Regions from separate parts of the Homo sapiens genome. Here all the other regions are linked to region 1. A link is a loop called in an ENCODE intact Hi-C map of the cell type or tissue named here. Cell type or tissue: PC-9. All regions are shown on one strand. Each heading gives the region's core, and the rest is flanking DNA. Links, peaks and the distances in the headings are about the cores only.

Evidence for each region. Hi-C counts contacts between places; a loop is a spot of excess contacts. Peaks named below come from ENCODE experiments on the same cell type or tissue, not always from the same donor. Only the 100,000 strongest peaks of a DNase experiment are listed, where the experiment ranks them.
Region 2: it touches region 1 in a loop (4-fold over the local background); 14 of 110 quality-filtered maps call a loop at or near these places.
Region 3: a loop joins it to region 1, with 11 times the contacts of the local background. A loop is called at or near these places in 96 of 110 quality-filtered maps.

What each region holds. Positions count from the first base shown.
Region 1 is chr2:26,141,961-26,149,903 of GRCh38, forward strand. It overlaps the pseudogene SMARCE1P6. Among named protein-coding and RNA genes, the nearest start is that of GAREM2, 27 kb to the right of the region's middle. In PC-9, for the core only: CTCF peaks have their summits at 3,267 and 3,473; DNase peaks (open chromatin) are centred at 2,211 and 3,201; H3K27ac peaks cover 967 bases.
Region 2 is chr2:25,602,951-25,610,893 of GRCh38, forward strand. It overlaps DTNB (dystrobrevin beta), which reads right to left. Exons shown (of 21, transcript NM_021907.5): 5 at 4,286-4,371. Among named protein-coding and RNA genes, the nearest start is that of DTNB, 67 kb to the right of the region's middle. RefSeq lists a silencer at 1,628-1,861. In PC-9, for the core only: CTCF peaks have their summits at 4,138 (motif pointing right) and 4,338; no DNase peak of the experiment used is centred there.
Region 3 is chr2:25,987,983-25,995,925 of GRCh38, forward strand. It overlaps the pseudogene UQCRHP2. Among named protein-coding and RNA genes, the nearest start is that of KIF3C, 9.5 kb to the left of the region's middle. RefSeq lists a silencer at 3,816-3,865. In PC-9, for the core only: CTCF peaks have their summits at 3,737 (motif pointing right) and 3,938; DNase peaks (open chromatin) are centred at 3,280 and 3,789; H3K4me3 peaks cover 459 bases; H3K27ac peaks cover 768 bases.

The sequences.
Region 1 (7,943 bases), core at 1,314-5,313:
TCCTTCTGACCAAGAGCACCATGCTTATGAGGAGGCCATGCCTGATCAAAAGATCAGATCTGTAGTTTAGAGCCAACTGCTAATTTATAGGAAAAACGAGCACAGAACATGTTATACTAAATCAATCAACAAAATCCAGACCGTAAACTTTACAGGACAATTGCTTCAGCCTCTTCAAAATTCAATTTCAATAGGTAGAGAGAGAAAAGCAGGCAAAGCTGAACTATAGTGCGTTTAGGAAAGTACAGCATAATATACTAATGTAAATTAAGAAAATCATTATCCTAGAAGTCAGGATAGGGATATTATTATTATTACTATTTTGAGACAGAGTCTCGCCCTGTCACCCAGGCTGGAGTGCAATGGCATGATCTCGGCTCACTGCAACTTCTGCCTCCCAGTTTCAAGTGATTCTCATGCCTCAGCCTCCCCAGTAGCTGGGATTACAGGCACCCACCACCACGCCTGGCTAATTTTTATATTTTTAGCAGCGATGACATTTCACCATGTTGCCCGGACTGGTCTCGAACTCCTGACCTCAGGTAATCGGCCTCCCACTCAGCCTCCCAAAGTGCTGGGATTACAGGCGGGAGCCACTGTGCCCGGCCAGGATAGGGATATTCTTAGCAGAGGGTTCCTAGGATAGCAAAATCTTTTCACATGGATATTGGTTGCAAGGGGGTTTGCCTTATAACAATTTATTAATCTACCCATTTGTTTTATTAAGTTTTAAAATTTGTATTATAAGGGCTGGGCGTGGTGGCTCATGCCTGTAATCTCAGCACTTTGGGAGGCTGAGGTGGGTGGATTGCCTGAGCTCAATAGTTCTAGACCAGCCTGGGCAACATGACGAAAATCTGTCTCTACAAAAAATAACAAAAATTAGCCAGGCATGGTGGTGTGCATCTGTGGTCTCAGCTGCCTGGGAGACTGAGGTGGGAGGATCAGTTGAGTCCTGGAGGTTGAGGCTATAGTTAGCCAAGATTACACCACTGCACTCCACTCCACACTCCAGCCTGGTTGATAAAGTGAGACCCCCATCTCGAAAAAAAAAAATGTATTATAAGTTTAGCCCTAAAGGGCTGTGAACGTGTGTGTCTACGGTTATACTGGGTAGCTCCTAGTCTCTAAGACCATAGAACCAGTCTTAAAGGCTGTGCACCAAGATCCGGGTGTGCCCTCCAAAACAACAACAAAAAAGATTGTGCATCAAGACCAGTGCTCAAAATTAGACTTAAAAGAATTGGTCTGCTAAGGCCCTGTAGTCACTGCTGATCAACACAGACATCACGCCCCAAGAATTGTCCCTGCTGCCTCTGAAAACTGGCTGCCGCCAGTGCCAAAACTCCTGCAAAGGTGGATGGATACTGTATGGATTCTGCTTTGTTTCAGTGGCTTCTTGTTCACAGTCTGGATGGTTATTGGTTGGTGAAGCCCAAAATACATGCCCCTGCCCCAGGTGCCAGGGAAGTGGGGAAAAGGGAGAATCTCTTGTTTTCAGCTTCAATAGTGGGAGGTGGCCTCTGACTCTAAGATGGGGGATTTAGGTAACTGGATGGGCAAAAAGAGTGACAAATATCTACTATGCCAGTGGTGTGCAAACTTTACTGCACATTAGGGGAGTGCTTTTAGAAATACAAGCACTGGCTCTGTGCAGTGGTTCATGCCTGGAGTCCCAGCACTTTGGGAAGCCGAGATGGGAGGACTGCTTGAGGCCAGGGGTTCAAGACCAGCCTGAGGGTATAGTGAGACACTTTCTTTACACAATAAGCAAACAAACTAATGCCAAGGTTGCACCCCAGAATTCCTGAGATGATAGTGGCTTTTTGTTCGTTTTTAACTTCCTATGTGATTCCCATGTGCAGCCAAGTTCATGAACCAGTTCCCATACCCTTGCTACTCAAAGTGTGTTCTTCAGATCACCTGCATGGGAATCACCTGGGAGCTTCTGAGAACTGCAGCTGCTCTGCACAATTCACATCTATGATTACACAAAAGCCCCAGAGGAGTCTCACACAAATTACAATTTGAGAAAGGTGGCCCTATGCTATTTTCCCAAGGCCAGCCCGAATCCCACCAGCAGGTATATTCCCCACTTCTGAGCAGAGCAGTTGCCTTTCTCTTCTAAATCCCGAGAAGAATACATTTGGCCTGCTTTTCCGTTGGGCATTTATTGCCTACTTCCTTGTTTGTGGTTAACTGGCTTATCTCTTTAATGGATTGTGAGCGAGTGGTGGGCAGGGACTCTAGTCCTTTTTGTGTTTTCACAAATCTTATTGCATTGCTGTCCACGCAGCAGGTGCTCAGAACATGCAGTGAGTGAACCGGTGACGTTCCTTCAGCTTCCCTCTCCCATCACATTCAAGCAGGGGATGCAGCGGCCTCCTTTTCCCCACCCCCACTTCCATACATTCACAGTCCCATCTTGATTCAAAGGCAACTTCAATTATAACTTTTAGTCTGGGCACAGTGGCTCACGCCTGTAATCCCAGCACTTGGGAGGCCGAGTCTGGTGGATCACTTGAGGTCAGGAGTTTGAGACAAGCCTGGCCAACATGGTGAAACCCTGCATCTACTAAAAATATAAAAATTAGCCTGGTGTGGTGGCACGTGCCTGTAATCCCAGCTACTTGGGAGGCTGAGGCAGGAGAATCACTTGAACCTGAGATAGGTATTAGTAAGCCGAGATCATGCCACTGCACTCCAGCCTGGGCAACAGAGCAAGACTGTCTCAAAAAAAAAAAAAGAAAGAAAGAAAAAGAAAAAAGGCGGGGCCTGGTGGCTCATGCCTGTAATCTCAGCACTTTGGGAAGCTGAGGTGGGAGGATCACAATGTCAGGAGTTTGAGACCAGCCTGACCAACATGGTGAAACCCCGTCTCTACTAAAAATACAAAAATTAGCCAGGCATGGGAACGCATGCCTGTAATCCCAGCTACTCAGGAGGCTGAGGCAGGAGAATCACTTGATCCTGGGAAGCGGAGGTTGCAGTGAGCCGAGATCACACCACTGCACTCCAGCCTAGGCAACAGAGTGAGACTCCGCCTCAAAAAAAAAAAAAAAAATTTAAAGTTCAAATTTATTCTTACTACTTCCGGGTATTGGATACATTAGTTGACTCCTGTGAATCATTTCCTTGTCTCTAAAGGAGATGGACTCGAAAGCTCTCCAACAGTTCAATGGAAATATTCTACAATTCTGTAGTCCACCTTGCTGGATTAGCCAGGACTCCAATACCCCAACTCTTGTGGGGTTGGCAGTGGGGCTTGCATGGAGAAACTATAAATTAAACGTAGGGTCGCTCCGCCACCGTGTGACCAATGCTGGAAACTGCATTTCTTCAGTGTGCCATGAGAGATTTCTCAAAAGCCCATCAAGATTTTAGGGTAATATATAGCCACACAAAATTAAATGATCTCTCCCTACCCCCACCAGCATGGCAGACACGGAATTTTAAAAGTATAAACCTACAAAGATAAAAATTAGGGAGCAAGAGACATCAGCAAGTGAGAATTAAAATTTTTATGTATGTAAATATTAGTCTTTAAAAAATGGAAGATGGAAAACAGAGCTAACTGACGTGGAGCATAAGTTACAACCTCATTGTTTTCAAAGGGGGATGTCGATAAGAAGTGGGTATATTTTCTCTGATGGGATCCCAAGAGTTCCAGGATTTATAGGTACCAGTTACCATGGACAACTGAGGCATATGGCAATGGGCTAAAAATGGAGCAAGGAAATAACGGATCCCAAGTGTCCCTTCCCACCCCTCACAGCCAGGAGTTGCTGTCACCCCTCTTCAAGCCTTATTATTTGCAGAAATGAAACTATAGAGGCTTCAGATGTGAGGCCACCAGGCCCAGAGAGAGGTGGAGGTGAGTCATAGTATCAAAAACAAGGAATGAAGTGGACGCCTGTCTTGAATAATGGGCTCCTAAGCTTCTTTCCTTCATTCTTCCTTCCCTTTCCCAGAATTTTAGCAGCCAAATACATGTACTCAGGCAGAAGATTAGGAAGTCCTTCTGTCACATGGAAGTTCACCAACAAAAAGGCCCCTTATAGCAGATTCCTCCAGTTCTGAGGACATATAAACACATACAAAGTTTCCAATCTACCAAAACCGTATATACGAAATCAGTCAACATAAAGAAAAGTATAGGAAAATTAATAACAATCTACAGAAAAAAATAGCCGGGCATGGTTGCACACACCTATAATCCCAGCCACTCAGGAAACTGAGGTAGGAGAATTGCTTGAACCCAGGAGGTGGAGGTTGCAGTGAGCTGAGATTGTGCCACTGCACTCCAGCCTGGCAACAGAGCAACAACGTCTCAAAAAATAATAATAATAAAAATAAATAAAATAAATAAAAATAACAATCCACATACCTGACACCCAGATTGAGTCAGATATTCAGTTCTTCATGTTGACATAAAAGAGACAGTAAAACAACTAACAAACATAAAAAGGAGACTTCAGGGGAAAAAAGGTAAGGAAAACCAAAGAAAAACCCCAAACTCACTTTAAGCAATATTTTTGAATGACATGGGATCCATAAATTAAGAATAGGATGCTATAAAAAAGAACAAATAATGAAAAAATGATCTCTAAAATAAAAACTATCCACTGAAATAAAATGATTCAAGAGAAGAATAGGCCAGGCACAGTGGCTCCTGCCTGTAATCCCAGCACTTTGGGAGGCCCAGGCAGGCAGATCACTTGAGGACAGGAGTTTGAGACCAGCCTGGCCAACATAGTGAAACCCCGTCTCTACTAAAAATACAAAAATTAGCTGGATGTCGTAGCACATATTTATAGTCCCAGCTACTCGGGAGGCTACTCTGGAGGCTGAGGCAGAAGAATCACTTGAATCCAGGAGGCGGAGGTTGCAGTGAGCTGAGATCAAGCCACTGCACTCCAGCCTGGGCAACAGAGCAAGACTCTGTCTCATTAAAAAAAAAAAAAAAAAAAAAAGTGGGGGAAATAAATTTCTGTTCTTTATAAATTAGCCAGTCTATAGTATTCTGTTATAGCAGCACAAAACAGACTAAGACATAAAGTAATTATCAGAGAGAAAATACAAAAATAGAAAAGGAACTTACTTGTCAAATGTAAAGGCAAAATAAATGACATATTCAGATATGCAAACAGGTAAATGTTTTTTTCCCTTGCTGTCCTTCTCAGGAATCTACTCTAGGAAAAGGAAAGAGTACACCAAGGAAAAGAAAAGCCGGAGACTCAGAAAACAGGGACTCAAGTGTGGGCCAGTCCTGGAGGGGCTATGTAGTTGGACTTGGAAGCAACCTACCCAGAGGGGAGCAGGAAGACAGTCTCCAGGAAAACCAGTGGAAGAAATAATATTGATAGGTGGGTGATATAGCTGAGGGACAGTGCAAAATCATGAGGATAAAAAACAAAACCTTTCTCTCTGCTGGGAGCAGCTCTCTGAGAGCTAGGATAAAATCTGTCCTGCCTCACACAGGATCCCCAGTGCCTGACTATTCCTGGCACATAGTAGGTGCCCAAGAAATATTGTTAAATGAGGCCAGGCATAGTGGCTCACACCTGTAATTCCAGCCCTTTTGGAGGCCAAAGCAGAAGGATCTCTTGAGCCCCTGAGTTTGAGACCAGCCTAGGCAACATAGGGAGAGTCCATCTTTACAAAAAATAAAAAATTAGCTGGGTGTGGTGCTATGTGCCTGTGGTCCTAACTTGAGGTGCTAAGGTGGGAGGATCACTTAAGTCTGGAGGTCGAGACTGCAGTGAGCCATGATCACACAAGTGCACTCCAGCCTGAGCAACAGAGTGCAGACCCTATCTCAAAATATATATGTGTGTGTGTGTGTGTGTGTGTGTGTATATATATATATATATATGCATAGTTAGATGAGTGAATGAATGAATGCATGAAGGAGAGCAGATCAAGCTTCCCATTTGTGCTTTAAGCCGGGTGCTAAAGTAGACCAGCTAACCTGAGCACCTGAGCGCCCCTCCTCCACTACAGATACCTTAGAAATACAACATCAGTATAATTTTGAATGCATAATCAAGTCCTCAAGAAAGCAAAGATAATCTGAAGGAGAAACAGGTCACTTACAAATCATTTTTGTTTTGTTTTTATTGTTGACATATAAAAAACCATACATATATGTACACATCTTTATGTATACAGACCCTAATAGATCTGCCTTGCCCACAGGCTTTTTTTTTTTTTGAGACGGAGTCTCACTCTGACGCCTCGGCTGGAATGCAGTGGCGTGATCTCAGCTCATTTCAACCTCCACCTCCCAGGTTCAAGGGATTCTCCTGCCTCAGCCTCCTGAGTAGCTGGGATTACAGGCACATACCACCATGTCCGGCTAATTTTTGTATTTTTTGGTAGAGATGGGGTTTCACCATGTTGGCCAGGCTGGTCTCAAACTCCTGAGCTCAGGTGATCCGCCTGCCTCGGCTTCCCAAAGTGCTGGGATTACAGACACCTCTTTGTGGTCTCTGCTCAAATGTCCCCTTGTCATTGAGACCTTCCCTGGCCACATTGCATAGGACAGGAACAACACCTCTCCCAGTCCTGAATTCGCTATCCTTTTCACTTGGCTTTCTTTTTTCCTCCACAGCTCTTTCCACCACCTGACATATTAACATTTACTGTTCATTTGTTTATTGCCTGTCTCTGCTAGGATAGAAGCTCCAAGTGGGCAGGGGCTCTTTCTGTCTTATTCATGGCTCTGTCTTCAGCACCTAGAACAGCACCCACTGCATGAACGATGCTATTTGTTGAATGAATAAACCTGATCTCTTGTGCCCCTACTTCCTACTGGGAAATCTACAGTGAAGAGAGGAGAATAAAACTAACATTTTTGCAGCATTTTCTTAGGGTCATGGAGGGATTCCTAGTGTCCCAAAGGTGCTTGTCTGAGTCCTGAAAGTGAAGGGGCTATTTGTAGTAAACAAACAAACAAACAAACAAAAAACCCACTTTAGGACATAATATAGGAAGTGGGCTGGGCTCAGTGGCTGGTGCCTGTAATTCAGCACGTTGGGAGGCTGAAGTGGGAGGATCACTTGAGCCCAGGAATTCGAGACCAGCTGAGGCAACAGTGAAGTCCCATTTCTACAAAAAATTAAAAAATTGGAGGGGTGGGCATGCATGGGATAAAGGGAAGTGAAGCCAGGGCTTGGGGCACTTTTTCTGCCCATGAAGTCTCAGATTCATTCTTAAGGAACTGAGAACTTAATCTTCCAAAATGTCAAAAAGACCATCTTATGCCCCAACTCCCACCCCAGCTCCTGCAACACAAATGTCCAGTACACCAGGGTTTGTGGGATACAATCCTTACAGTCATCTCACCTACAACAACTACAGGCTGGGAGGCAACCCAGGCACCAATAGCCGGGTCCCAGCGTCCTTTGGTATTATGATTCCAAAACCCCCAAAGCCACCAGATAAGCCGCTGATGTGCTACATGAGGTACAGCAGAAAGGTCTGGGACCAAGTAAAGGCTTCCAACCCTGACCTAAAGTTGTGGGAGATTGGCAAGCTTATTGATGGCATGTGGGGAGATCTCACTGATGAAGAGAAACAAGAATAAACAAATACAAAGTAGAAAAGATAGAGTACAATGAATCTATGAAGACCTCTAATTCCACACGAACCTTGCTTACATAAATGCTGCAAAAAGTCATGCAGAAGCTGCTTTAGAGGAAGAAAGTGGACAGAGGCAGTCTCGCATGAAGAGAGGAGAACCTGACGTGAGCATTCAGCTTGCTGAAGATCCAGATGATTGTGACGATGGCTTTTCATTTCTTTTTTTTTTTTTTTTTTGAGACAGAGTCTCGCTCTGTCGCTCAGGCTGGAGTGCAGTGGCGTGATCTCAGCTCACTGCAACCTCCGCCTCCTGGGTTCAAGCGATTCTACTGCCTCAGCCTCCCCAGTAGCTGAGATTA
Region 2 (7,943 bases), core at 1,697-5,696, 540 kb before region 1:
AGTGTTGCAATATACAAAAAACTTGGGGTACACTTCTGATTAATTCCTTAGGATAAACTCAAGAAGTAGACTGAGTGAATGAATATGAATCTTTTTAAAGCCTTCCTGATACATATTGTTGAACTGCCTTTCAAAATAGTAGCACCAGCTTTTTAACGAATTTTAAAATAAATTTATGAATCTTTTGCTCCTTTTAGTGCAACCAGATGCAATTTGAATAAGGAGACTAAATTTCTTCGAAAACAAATAGCAGAATTAAAGTAAATAAATTGCACAGTCAAATTAATTGATAATTAAGCATGTTTTAATACATAATGGGCTTTACAGTCTACAAATTTTGTTTCCTTGAGTTATATTTTGGGTTTCTGACATTACTGAATTTTGATTGTGCTTTTAATTAAAGTCCATATTCCGATTATAAATCATTGGTATTTAGAATCCTGATAAAAGTTACCTCCGAATCTAGGACATAGTCTCTAATGGCCACAACAATGAACCATCTCTGTAAATGAATGCTACCTGGAGACAGAAACTCTCTTAAGACAAATCTGAAAAATCTAAGAAATGTTTTAAACAGAAAGTACAAATATTTGTTCAGTCATTCAAATGCTATCTTGATACTAAAACCAAAAACCCCATGTCAAATAAAAAAGGTAGAGAGGAGAAAATCATAGGAAAAATTCTAAGAAAGTAAAAAGCAGGAAGATCAAAGCAGAAAAAAAAAAGTAGAAATGCTAAAACATTCCATAAATGAGAAAACTTAATATAACAGGAGCATTAATAGAGGTAACAACAGAGAGTCCAGTCAGTAGAAGGAGGTTGGAGCAAACAAGAAGAACCAAAACAATGGAATAATTAGGTATGAGAAAGTGAATAAACAATCAAAGATCATTTGCTGTTACAATACAGTGTTACTTCTCTCTTTTGGCTGCACAATTATTCAGCCACCTCAACTAAGTAGGACATTGCTGAGAACCAGAAAACAAGGAGGGAAAGGTTCTGAAAATAGCCAAAGCTAACAATCATACTACACAAGCTCAAGTGCTTCTCTCATAACAATCACTTTAAATCCTTATTTTAAATAGAATGCTAAGAGGTTTGGTTATTACTTCTCTGTCCGTAGCATATTAAAAGTAGTAAGTCAGAAGCAAGGAGAGATTTCCAGAGAGTGGAGCACCAAAAACACATAACATCATATTTGCCAGTGATAAAGGACATACACAAACCACTGCCGCCACCACCACCACCACCACCAACAACAACAAAAAACTCAAGAACTGAAAAAGCATAATAGTCTCAAAATAGGAGGAGTAGACAAACCAAGCTTCACAATCAGCCCTAAATCCTAAATGCATCAGAAAATGGCATCCTTAAGAGATGAAAATGTTAAAAGTATAATCAGTGAGTTCTCGTTTCTTTCTTTTCTTTTTTTTCTCTCTCTCCCTTCTTTCTCTCTCTCTCTCTCTTTCTTTTCTTGAGACAGTCTCACTCCACTACCCAGGCTGCAGTGCAGTGACATGACCATAGCTCACTGCAGCCTCGAACTTCTAGCCTCAAGTGATCCTCCTGGCTCAGCTTCCTGAGGAGCTGGGACCTCAGGTATGTACTGCCATGCCAAACTAACTTTTTAAATTACTTTTATTTTTATTTATTTATTTTTTTGAGACAGTCTCACTCCGTCGGCCAGGCTAGAGTGCAGTGGCATGCTCTTGGCTCACTACAACCTCCATCTCCTGGGCTCAAGCAATTCTGCCTCAGCCTCCCGAGTAGCTGGGATTATAGGCATGTGCCACCATGCCCAGCTAATTTTTGTATTTTTAGTAGAGACAAGGTTTCACCATGTTGGCCAGGCTGGTCTCAAACTCCTGGCCTCAGGTGATCCACCCCAACCTCCCAAAGTGCTGGGATTACAGGCGGGAGCCACTGCACCCGGCCTTAAAATTGCTTTTATAGATACACAGTCTCACTACGTTGCCCAGGCTGGTCTCAAACTCCTGGCCTCAAGTGATCCTCCCACCTCAGCCTCCCAAAGTGCTGGGATGACAGGCATGAGCCACTGCACCCAGCCAAGTTCTGTTTAAAATGGAAGGGGCAAGCCACATTTTAAAGTGTTTTCCACCTTGGAAGATTAAAAAGTAGAGATAGGCTTCCCTACCCAAGTATTTTACTTATGTTGAACATCTCAAGCCCAAGCCAAGATAATTACAGTACAACAAAAATAATGAAACAGACCTACAACTAGCAGAGAAACTATAATTTTTAGCAAGGAAAAGATAAACCACACTTGAAATCTACTTGAATCAGATAAACACAGTGATTGGTAACCCAGCACAGTCTGTATCACAGCCATCCAAACACTATTGCAATGACTTGGGGTCCTGAGCATGCTGACATGTCACCTTTGGCTTGGCCCGTGGGCTTTTGCACCACTTCAATCTTGGTCACTTCGTGTTCCTCCAAAAAGTTCAGAAGCCACATCAAAAAAACTGCTATCACCTGGATCCCTTCCAAACCGAGAACTAGAATTTGCGCCTTTTCACTAACAGTTATAACGCAGAACTGGAGTAATTTTATTATTCAATCAACAATTTACATTTGACAAAATTTTAAGTATTTACCATATGCCAGGTGAGCTGGCTCTATGTAAATATAGTAGACTTTAAAGAAATTTAAAGATTCCAGAGTCATCTAGAATACAGTTAATTTTCTGCTAATGTATTTTTCTACTACTGTATTTTTCAACCAGTCTCCCCAATATTAATAAAGATGGTATATATATTCTTTATCTGGTATCAGCATCATTAAAAATTAGACAAGACTACAACTTTTCTTTGTGTTTGATGAAATATACTTTCATACATATTATCTTCCTCAGAAAAACATATTTTTATATTTTACAAAAATATAAAAGGAATTTCAGCCCAAAGAATATTTTGGGATATACCATGTGAAAAACCTCAGAAGAATATTTAAATAAAACCATAATTCTTATTACCAAAAACATGTTCTATATTGCAGCTAACTTTGAAATGAAGATAAACTGGATAACAGTTGACCAAATACATTAAGATCTTTCTTTGGAATATCTAAATCTATATCTAATGGGCCATCTAGCTTTCCAACTTTCAGTGTCATGGTAAAGTAAGAAAAAGCACAAAAAACAAATACACCTATGAAGTAATCTTGCCGAAAAACTTGTATTAATACTTGAATCTGATCAAACCTCTGTATCTTTCAATTTAAAAAAAAAAAGGGCATGGAGGAATATTGCAAGGACTCAGTCATCCAAATCCGGGCTCACAGGGTACCACACTACCACACTACCTCATTAAGACTTCAGTCTCATCCCTTGAAAGCTGGCATCCAGTTTCCTACTCTGTGGCTACTGCTTTATGGCACTCTGAACACTGTACTGAAATTACACGTGTGTCTCCTGCTACAGCACTAGCACAGGGGAGCACAATCACATAGCTCAGAACAGGGCTCTGACATCTGAGTTAAAACCCCAGCTTTGCCCCCTTGGTTAACTCATCGATAAAATGAAGAAAATATCACCTGCTGCTCAAAGGAATTTTAAGGATTCCATGAGAAAATACATGTAAAGCACCTAGCACAATTCTTGGCATATCTTAGGGAGTTAATAACTAATAACTGAATAAATAAAAACCATAAGCAGCAAAATTAAATAGTTGTGAATTTCATCTCTTTTGATTTCATCTAATCACCTTCTTATAGTATCTAATGAATGGTAAAATGCCAAAATGACTAATGGTTAAAAAAAAATTAGCAAAGATAACAGGAATTTTTTTAAAAAAACAGGTCATCAGCTTCTAAATAACTGTGGCTGACTCTAGAGTAGTAAGGAATAATGTAATCACAGCAAACATCACCTGATGAAGAATGGAGTTATTAAGAGCTAAACCAGACCGAACTCAGTAAAAGCAATCAAATTTACTTTAACTAAAAGTTCTCAATATAATCATTTTCAAGCATAATTTTAATAATGTGGAAAACATTTCTAAAATAAGTTTTTAAATGTCAGCATTATGATTCTGAGTCTTTTCCATTTTCTCACTAAAAAGGACTAACAATAAATTAAATTAACCAACTTTTCCATCTGAACAGTAGGTGGCATAACTCACCTACTGTGAGCCAGCTGCTGCAGCGTGAGTGACATGGTAATTTTTTTAAAAGCTCAATATAACATCATTCAAAATTCTGACAATATTCATTTAAAAGTCCTAATTTGAAAATGGCATTTTTCAAATAATATGAAAATACTTACATCTCAATTTGTCCAGCATTTTTCCACCACACATGGTTGCTAACATAGCTTTAACTGAAAATACCGTCAACTTGCCTCGGCCCTCACTGCAAAATAAATTATATTAGAAATAATTGCTATCTGAAACCACAAAAGGACTCGAATGTATCACTAAATACTGAGCAACCCAGTAAGTTGATTCCTGACCTTGTCTGTTACAATTTTACCACATTTAGAAACCCTGGATTTTTTTTTTTTCATTTGTAGAATTAAGACTTCACCTATGCTAGGTGAAGAATGCTAAAGCTAGCCTGAATTTTCTGGAAGTTTTAGAAACATTCTATGTAATTTCTGTTGGCTATGTAGCAGAGGTCAAATGGATGAACCTGAAGTGAATTTCCTATTAATTAAACCCATTAAATCCACAGCTGTAGTTCTTAAGTATTCAAAACTGAGGGGCCACCTGGTTTGAATATAATTCAGAAACATAACCTTACATCAGGATATTACAACAATGGTTTCTTGTTACATACTAAACAACAGGGTGCATCTTACTATGAAGATTTTATAGTACATTCATCTTTGTTTTTACTGTAACAACCTTTATGTTACCACGTGTTTATTCTAAGAAGCTCAATCACACCTGTCTCAGATCTTCTAATACACCACTGTAAGAAAAGTGAAGAGGAAGGGATAGTAACATTAATTCTTCTTTAGGAACTGGAAAGACGAAATGTAGAAGAACATAAATGAATCACCTAAGGTAATGCTGCACACCACCAGCAGAACCAAGACAATATCACCGAGGCCCCTGACCCAAAGTGTCCACGGCTTCATTCACTCAACTATGCCCTGGTTTCACAGCAGATAAAAACTTCACTAGTTGGTTGTTAAAGTTATCACAGGTAAGCCAAGAATGTGCTTTTTGTGTTAATTTTTAAAAGCTTGTGTTCACAATGTTTCATTGTAACTTAGAGTAAAACACTTTTGCAATAATGAGAGCTATACCTTCTTTGTTTAGAAAAAGAATGTATCATCCTATTTATATCCACAATGGTTCTAATACAGTGTTTCCCATTTTCCACACTGTCTTTATATACAGAAAGATCACACCTGAAAAAAGGCAAATAGCCTATACGCTAGAAAATTATCTGTGAAAACACCACCAGGAAATATCAATATTTGTTACAGTTGAGCTTTTAACTATAACATCTCCTTGAGTTTATTCATAAAACAAAATAGGAATGACTGCAACTAGCTAAAATTAGAATGGGGTTTTTAAAATATATTGTTCTTCAGAAATAAAGATACAGCTCCATGTACAAAGCAATATGGCACCCATAAATAAGGCATATTCCTGCATCAAATATCTACTGCATTATGTAAGAAAAGCTAGTGGTTATAAGATAGATCATTAGGTTAAAAGGAATGGGTTTCTAAGACTGATACAGAGCTTTTACAGTGGACTTTCTTTTTTGACACCAAGCACTTGAAAGCTGAGTCTACATTTAAGCACACCCTACCTTATGGGACAAGTAGACTTTCCACTACTAAAGTACAAAGAAGGAAAAAAAAACATATATTTGCTTTCTCATCTTTCTCTGAAACTAGGATAGGGGCACATAACAGAGCTCCACCAATAAAATGCACTATGCTAGATTTCAAGGGGGTAAATATTAACTTGGAGAAGCAGGAACTCCAGAAGAATCCACCTAGTGGGGATGGCAGCAGTAGGGGCAGCTACATTCAGTGTTCTGGGGCAGCAGAGATAATGATTCTTGGGGCAGCACCCAGAGCCCAGCATCAGTGGTGTTTGGAGCACAAGCAGCAAGGTCTGTGGCCAGAGAGGTGTCTTCATGAGAGTTCTGTGCAATCATTTTGCACTATGTTCCTAGCAGTGTAGTTTTCAAGCCTACTTTCCCAACCTACTTACAGAATCTGTGGGTCACCCTTTTAATTAATTAGCCAGAGATGGTATCTATTACTTACAACTAAGAACTCTGATGGATACAGCTTCTAACCTGAAGTAAAGTGGCCCACAAAGATGAAGCAACAAAAGAAACTATTGCTGAAGTCCAGAGTGGGATTAAGAATGCCTGATGGGCCGGGTACAGTGGCTCACGCCTGTAATCCCAGCACTTTGGGAGGCCGAGGCAGGCAGATCACCTGAGGTCGGGAGTTCAAGACCAGCCTGACCAACATGAAGAAACTCCGTCTCTACTAAAAATACAAAATTAGCCAGGTGTGGTGGCGCATGCCTGTAATCCCAGCTACTCAGAAGGCTGAGGCAGGAAAATTGCTTGAACCCAGGAGGCGGAGGTTGCAGTGAGCTGAGATAGCATCATCTCTTGTTGCCTGGGCAACAAGAGCGAAACTCTTTCAAAAAAAAAAAAAAAACTTGTTATATATGTTGCTATGCATAAACATTTCCATAATAGAATGTACACACACACACACACACACACACACACACACACACACACACACACACACAAAATTAAAAATACCAAGGCTTAGGCCCAACCCTTAGAGATCCTAATTATTTGGCCTAGGGTGGGGCGTTGACACTGGTAATTCTTAGGAGTTCCCCAAGTGATTCAAAACAGCCAGAATTGAGAACCACTGACCCAAAACAAATCAACTTTATAAAAAGAAAAGAAAAAAAGACACAAGAGAAAAAGGGAAGCTGCATTCACATACACAAAATAGACATGGAAGAAATACAAATGACTATTAAGTGCATGAAAAGACACTGACCTTAATTAATAATAAAAGGAACAGAAATCTCAAAAATAATGAGATAAATTTTGTAGATGTCATAAGTTACTGTTTCCAAAGACTGTCCTCAGTCTAAGCAGTGTGAAGTCTGACTTAGGTGAACTATATTTTTTTTGTTGTTGTCTTGTTTTGTTTTGAGACAGGGTCTCCCTCTGTCGCCCAGGCTGAAATACAGTGGCGTGATCACAGCACACTGCAGCCTCAACCTCCTGGGCTCAAACAATCCTCCCACCTTCGCCTCCTGAGTAGCTGGGACCACAGGCACATGCCACCACACCTGGCTTGAAAGATTTTTAAAGAAATAGTTTAGCTACACTTCCTTTTATTTTGTAATGTAATATTTATCACTTTCATAATTGATTACTTTTTAAATGATCACTTTAAAGAGAGAGAGAGTATATGTGCCAGGAAAAAGTAAGTAATCTCTCTGGTTTTATATAATTTTAAGCTCTAACCATGATCAACGATTATGCCTTTAGTTAATTCTGTATGGTATCCTTTTTAACTTTTCATTAAAGTATAATGAACCTATAGAAAAGTGCATAATTCATGAATGAACTTTCACAAAATGTTCCCTCATGAACATTTAAAGTTCACTGAATGAACTTTCACAAAATAAATACCCAGGTAACTAACCAGCACTCAGGTCAAAAGACAGAACATTACTAGCACCCAGAAGCACCTCTTTCCTAAACCCACTTCCCACCGTGGTAACTTCTATCCTTTTTTTTTTTTGAGACAGAATCTCTCTCTGTTGCCCAGGCTGGAGTGCAGTGGTGTGATCTTGGCTCACTGTAACTTCCACCTCTTGGGTTCAAGTGATTCTCGTGCCTTAGCCTCCCGAGTAGCTGGGATTACAGGTGCACACCACCATGCCCAGATAATCTTTTTATTTTTAGTA
Region 3 (7,943 bases), core at 1,697-5,696, 150 kb before region 1:
CAAGATCGCGCCACTGCACTCCAGCCTGGGTGACAGAACAAGACTCTGTCAAAAAAAAGAAAAAAAAAAGCTTCCAGTGCTTCTCATTGAATTTTTTTTTTTTTTGAGATGGAGTCCCTGTCTGTCGCCAGGCTGGAGTACAGTGGCACGATCTTGGCTCCATGTAACCTCTGCCTCCCGGGTTCAAGTGATTCTCGCTGTCTCAGCCTCCTGAGTAGCCAGGACTACAGGTGCGCGCCACCAAGCTCAGCTAATTTTTGCATTTTTAGTAGAGACGAGGTTTCATCATGTTGGTCAAGATGGCCTTGATCTCCTGACCTGGTGATCCAGCCACCCTGGCCTCCCAAAGTGCTGGGATTACAGGCGTAAGCCACCATGCCCGGCCAGTTCTTACTGGTCTTAATGTAAACTCCACATCATTAACACAGTCAGCAACGCCCTGCACAACATGGCACCTGTGCACATGTCTGTCACATCACATGCCACTCTCCATCTTGCCCCTCGTGCTCTAGTTACAATGACCTTCTTCAGCTCCCTTCCAGCTTCCTGTCACAGGGCCTTTACACATTGTGTCTCTGCTTCTAGAATATTTATCCTCACCATCTTTGCCTAGATACCTTCTCTTCATCCTTTGGATTTCAGCTTGAATGTCCCTCCCTAAGGATATTTTTCTTGATTTACCAACCTAGGTATGTCCCTCTGTAATAGGTTCTCATCCTTCCCTGTACTTTCCTTCATAGAAATTAGTACAAGTATAATTAAATCATAATTTGTCCACCTCCTCTGGTCTGTGAGGTCATAACATGTCTGCTTTATTCATTTTTGTGATCACAAAGACTAGTGCAGCTTCCAGTACATAGTTTGTGCTCAATAAATATTTTTTCAAATAAATAAAGTCCCATATGAGCATCACCTCTTCTGGGAAGACTTATTTGACTCCCCTGACTCTACCAGAATTATTTTTCCTTTTGGCCAGGTGCGATGGCTCATGCCTGTAATCCCAGCACTTTGGGAGGTTGAGGCCAGTGGATCACTTAAGCGCTGAAGTTCAAGACCAGCCTGGGCAACATACTGAAACCCCCATCTTTTAAAAAAATTAATTAATTTGTAAAAAAGAAAAAAAATTTCCTCTCTTCATGTTGCTATAGCTCTCTGTTTAGCTAGACCCCTAGTACTCATCACAGTTTGACTTGTACTGTGGCTAACTGAGTCTGTCTCTCTCACCATAAAGTGTTGAAGACAAGGGCCATGTTTTTTGTCTTTGTGTCTCCTTTTCCCATACCCAACACAGTTCTGGCTGCAATTAAGGTAGTTAGTATTTGCCCGAGGGCGGTGGCTCATGCCTGTAACCTCAGCACTTTGGGAGGCCAGGCCAGTGGATTGCTTGAGCTCGGGAGTTCGAGACCAGCCTGGCCAACATGCCAAAACCTCACCTCAACAAAAAACACAAAAATTAGTCAGGTGTGGTGGCATGTGGCTGTAGTCCTAGCTACTCAGGAAGCTGAGGTGGGAGGATGGCTTGAGCCCAGGAGGCAGAGGTTGCAGTGAGCCAAGATTGCATCACTGCACTCCAGCCTGGGCAACAGAGAGAGACCCTATTTAAAAAAAAAAAAAAATATATATATATATATAGTTAATATATTTATTATATAATATTGTTATATAGTTAATATAGTTAATATTGGCCATTAAGCAAATGAATTAATTTTTTTTTTTTTGAGACAGAGTTTTGCTCTTGTTGCCCAGGCTGGAGTGCAATGGTGCGATCTCGGCTCACCACAACCTCTGCCTCCCAGGTTCAAGTGATTCTCCTGCCTCAGCCTCCCAAGTAGCTGGGATTACAGGGATGCGCCACCACATCCAGCTAATTTTTTGTGTATATTTTTAGTAGAGACAGGGTTTCTCCATGTTGGTCAGGCTGGTCTCGAACTCCCGACCTTAGGTGATCCACCTGCCTCGGCCTCCCAAAGTGCTGGGATTACAGGCATCAGCCACCGCACCTGGCCATGAATGAATGTTTAAAGACCTTCAAGGCAAGAATAAATAAATAAATAAATAAATAAATAAATAAATAAATAAATATGTATTAAAAAGGCCGAGCGTGGTGGCTCACGCCTGTAATCCCAACACTTTGGGAGACTGAGGTGGGCGGATAACAAAGTCAGGAGTTCAAGACCAGCCTGGCCAACATGGAGAAACTCTGTCTCTACTAAAAAATACAAAAATTAGCCGGGCGCCTGCAATACCAGCTATTCGGGAGGCTGAGGCAGGAGAATCGCTTCAACTCAGGAGGTGGATGTTGCAGTGAGCCGAGATCGTGCCATTGCACTCCAGCCTGGGCAGTAAGAGCGAAACTCTGTCTCAAAGAAAAGAAAAAAAAACCTTCAAGGCAAGAGAATGGAAAGGTGAGACAAAGAAATCACAGTAATAAACCCTTAGATTTGTAGTGTGATTAACAGTTAATAAAGTATTATCACATTTGTTACTCACTTGATCTTCACATAAATCCCAGGAAAGGAGAAACTATTAATATCCTCACATTATAAGGAGGACCCTAAGCTTCAGACTGATTAAGTGACTAAGAAAGGAAACGCAGCCAAGTGGCACAGTCTACAGACTCCAAACCTGCAGCCCTCCTAGTGTTTCCCCTGTGCTACGGGGTGAGCTTCCTATGATGGTAAGGTACAGATCAGTTGCTTCCCAGTCCTGGTTTGAATGACAACTTCATTGAATACAGACCCGTCACTGGCTTGGTGGGAGGAAGAAGCTCCTTTGCTGCATTTCCTTTGATAATGAAAGTTCTTGGCAGGGCGCAGTGTCTCACGCCTGTATTTCCCTGCATTTTGGGAGGCCAAGGCAGGCAGATTGCTTGAGGTCAGGAGTTCAAGACCAGCCTGGCCAACATGGAGAAACCCTGCCTCTACCAAAAATACCTTAATTAGCCAGGTGTGGTGGTAGGTGCCTGTAGTCCCAGCTACTGAGGAGGCTGAGGCAGGAGAATCGCTTGAACCTGGGAGGCAGAGGTTGCAGTGAGCTGAGATTGCGCCCCTGCACTCCAGCCTAGGTGATGGAGCGAGACTCTGTCTCAACAACAACAACAACAACAAAAGTCATTTTTCCACAGGGGATTCCCGTTCCACCACCTTCTTCCAGTGTGGTCCCAATGACAGCCACAGTAAGATTCTACAAAGAAGACAGAGTTCACTCTTTGGTAATCCTGGGGTCTACAAATGTTCAAATACAAGTAATTCAGGTTTGGATTTACCCTACAAAAACCAAGTTCTGGCTGGGTGTAATGACTCACACCTGTTATCCTAGTACTTCGGGAGGCTGAGGCAAAAGGATCCCTTGAGCCTGGGAGTTTGAGACCAGCCTGGGCAACAGAGGGAGACCCTGTCTCTAAAAAAACAAAACAAAAAACAGGCCAGGTGCGGTGGCTCACGCCTGTAATCCCACCACTTAGGGAGGCTGAGGTGGGTGGTAAATCACCTGAGGTCAGGAGTTCAAGACCACCCCGGCCAACATGGCGAAACCCCGTCTCTACTAAAAATACAAAAATTAGCCAGGCCTAGTGGCACGAGCCTGTAATCCCAGCTACTCAGGAGGCTGAGGCAGGAGAATCACTTGAACCTGGGAGGTGGAGGTTGCAGTGAGCCGAGATCGTACCACTGCACTCCAGCCTGGGCGACATCTCAAAACCAAAACCAAAAACAAACAAACCAAGTTTTGCCAGCAGAGGGAGACATGACTATGTGACAGAATTACTGGATGAGCTCCAATTTCTGGGCTATCAATCGTTATGCAATTACCTAACTGTATGAGTTATTACCTAACTATAGGAGTCTACCAAATGTGTCCAAGCTTGATTTCTCATTGTGCCTCTTTCCTCTGCAGCTTCCTGTCTACAATCTCTGCTGTAATTTCTGGTGAACAGGATTTGTCAACCTAAATAAAAAAATCATAGAAAAATCTGAAAATTAAGACTCTGGATATTATAAAAAGAACAGTTCATAGTTGTTCCCCTTTACTGAGAACCTAATGGGTGGGTCACAGATGTTTTATCTAATCTTCACATTCACTTACCTGGTAAGTGGCTGCACTGGAACTTGAGCCTAATTCCTCCCACTCGAAAGACAGTGTTTTTCCTACCACCCTGTCCTAAGCCCTGAGGCTCAGCCCTCAATCCACCTCTATCTGGTCTAACTCTACCTTCCTCTTTCAACACTACCTGCCTCCTCCAGACCTAGGGGCCTCTTCCTTTCCTTACCTTCTGGGGCAATTTGTACGATGTGCAATTACCATCTGCTTTTTTAAATGGTGCTATCCATCCATCTATGAATATATTGTGTCTCCCCAACTCGAGTTCTTCTAATTTGCTATAAGTAAGTGTCTTGTTCCAAAAGTAATTTAAGAACATTTTTAAAAGAGTTTTGACCAAACTCTATATAGAATTGTCTCAATTTTGTTTTAAAGCATCGTACATGTTGACTCCTCTTCCTCTTACCCTAAATACAATTCATCAACAAATGCTATCCCGGTTCTACTTAGAAAATCTGTTGATCCTGATTCCAAAACTCTCCATGCTACCACCACTACCCTCTTAGTCCATGCCCCCTACATCTCTCACCTGCACGCTGCAGTAGTATTTTAACAGGAACCCCTGGTTCCACCCTTATCCTCCTACTCTTCCTCTGCGACAGAACAGCTAGAGTCTTCCTTCAGAACTACATATCAAATCATCCTACCTCCTCCTCTCCATCCTCCAATGACGTCTCATCCCTCTCAGAACGAAATCCAGGCTGGGCGCACTGGCTTACGCCTGTTATCCCAGTACTTTGGGAGGCTGAGGTGGGCGAATCACCTGAGGTCAGGAGTTCAAGACCAGCTTGGCCAACATGGCAAAACCCTGTCTCTATTACAAATACAAAAAATTAGCCGGGCATGGTAGTGCATGCCTGTAATCCCAGCTACTTGGGAGGCTGAGGCAGGAGAATCACTTGAACCCGGAAGACGGAGGTTACAGTGAGCCGAGATCATGCCACTGCACTCCAGCCTGGGTGACAGAGAGAGACTCTGCCTCAAAAAAAAAAAAAAAAAAAAAGAAAGAAAGAAAAGAATGAAATCCAAAGTCCTTGTTGGGGCACGTACACTGTACTCTATCAAGCTCCTGGTCCCTTCTCCTGTATCATGTGTTCCTATTCCCCCCTTCCCTACTCTCATCCAACAACACTGGCCTCCTTGTTCCTCAGTCCTGCCAAGCACCTTCCAGCTTGAGGGCCTGCGCACTTGCTCTTTCCTCTGCCTGCAAGCTCTCTCTCCCAGCGTCTCACTCGGCTTCCCTCCTTCCTGTCATTCACTTGTATTTGCAAATGTCATCTCCTCAGAGAAGCTTTTTTGTCCGTGCTTCCTAAAATACTTCTTTGTCATTCCCTATATCCTTACTCCATTTTGTTTTTCTTCACAGCACTTACCACAATATGACATTCTAGATATTTCTTTATCTGTTTATGTTTTCTTCTTCCCATTAATGTGCAATGAGATAATTTCTCCCAGTGCCTAGAAATATGCCTGGTTCAGGCCCGGCACAGTGGCTCATGCCTGTAATCCCAGCACTTTCGAAGGCTGAGGCAGGCAGATCATGAGGACAAGAGATCGAGACCATCCTGGCCAACATGGTGAAACCCCGTCTCTACTAAAAATACAAAAATTAGCCGGGTGTGGTGGCGGGCACCTGTAGTACCAGCTACTTGGGAGGCTGAGGCAGGAGAATCACTTGAACCCGGGAAGCGGAGGTTGCCATGAGTCGAGATGGCTCCTTTGCATTCCAGCCTGGGCGACAGAGTGAAACTCCGTCTCGGGAAAAAAAAAAAAAAGAAATATGCCTGGTTCATGATAAGACCCCAGGAGATATTTGCTTAATGAATAAATGGTGAATTAAGCTATTAATAGTTTTCACAACTATCTTTTTTTCTTTTCCTTTTTTTTTTTTTGAGACAGGGTCACACTCTGTCACCCAGACTAGAGTGCAGTGGTGCAACCACGTTTCACTGCAGCCTTGACCTCCTGTGCTCAGGTGATCCTCCCACCTCAGCCTCCCAAGTAGCTGGGACTACAGCACCACGGCACTCCGCTAATTTTTTTGTTTTTTATTTTTTGTAGAGATGGGGTTTCACTATGTTGCTCAGGCTGGTCTCAAACTCTTGGACTCAAGCAATTCGCCATCTTTGGCCTCTGAAAGTGTTGGGATTACAGGTGTGAACCACCGTGCCCAGCCACAACCATCATTTTGAATGGCTGCTTAACTTAATGTAATTTTTTTTTTTTTTTTGAGACAGATTTTCGCTGTTGTTGTCCAGGCTGGAGTGCAATGGTGCGATCTCGGCTCACCACAACCTCTGCCTTCCGGGTTCAAGAGATTCTCCTGCCTCAGCCTCCCTATTAGCTGGGATTACAGGCATGTGCCACCACGCCTGGCTAATTTTGTATTTTTAGTAGAGATGGGCTTTCTCCATGTTGGTCAGGCTGGTCTCGAACTCCCGACCTCAGGTTATCCACCCGCCTTGGCCTTCCTAAGTGCTGAGATTACAGGCGTGAGCCACCGCGCCCAGCCTTGGTAAATTATTTTGTGTGTGTGTGAAATACTGGGTTGAATCACATGAATTCTCATTTTGTAGGTTAATAATGACGGCATATTGACTTCAGGCCAGATCGCCGGATATCAGCTGAGTGACTCTTACAAGTCCTTCTAGATCCTGAAGTGGATTAGGTGCCGCAGTTGCTGCTCGTGTTGAATCCAGAACCGTAGCCAGACATAGGACTGGAGGACGAGCGAAAGATGCTGACCGAGTCTGGAGATCCTAAGGAGGAGGAAGAAGAAGAGGGGGAATTAGTGTTTCTACATCAGGATCCCCTAACAACAGTGAGAGAGCAATGCCAGCAGTTGGAGAAATGTGTAAAGGCCCAGGAGTGGCTGGAGCTCTGTGATGAGTGTGTATCCTCTCAATCACATACAGAAGAGGATTGCACGGAGGAGCTCTTTGACTTTTTGCATGCAACGGACCATTGCGTGGCCCACAAACTCTTTAACAACTTGAAATAAATGTGTGGACTTATTCCCCACAGGCTTCATCACCTGGGCATCAGGATATTTCCTTATGGTTTTGGATATGCCATTTGTTTCTTATTTCTGTAACTGTAAGTTCACATGAACCTCATGGATTTTGGCTTAGTCTGGTAGCTTCTGTGTAATTCGCAGTGATTTCATCTTAATAAAGTTCTGTGATCTGCAATCTGCAAAAAAAAAGAAATGACTGCATATTGGCAATTACACATAGTTTAATTGAATAAAACACATTCAGAAAGGTGCATGGTACATAAACACACGGCTTAAAAAAGTATTATTATTTGAGACGGAGTTTCACTTTTGTTGTCCAGGCTGGAATGCAATGGCCCAATCTCAGCTCACTGCAACCTCTGCCTCCCTGGTTCAAGCAATTCTCCTGCCTCAGCCTCTCAAGTGGCTGGGATTACGGGTGTGCGCCACCAGGCTCAGCCAATTTTGTATTTTTAGTAGAAACAAGGTTTCACCGTGTTGGTCAGGCTGGTATCGAACTCCTGACTTCGTGATCCTCCCACCTCGGCCTCCCAAAGTGCTGGGATTACAGGTGTGAGCCACCATGCCTGGCTCAGAATTATTATAAGACAATATCCATGTGCCCATTATCCAGGCCAAAAATAGGATATTGCCACCATCCTAGAAGCCCCCTGCAGGATTTTCTGCTGTCAGGAATTCCCCCTTACTCGTTAAAGGTAACCACTATCCTAGCTTTTCTGGTAATTCTTACCTTTTCTTTGTTCTTTTATCAACTAAAGATTATGGTTTTGGTTTGCCTGCTTTTGAACTTCATGTAAACTTATATAGTGTGTATTCTTTTGTACCCGGC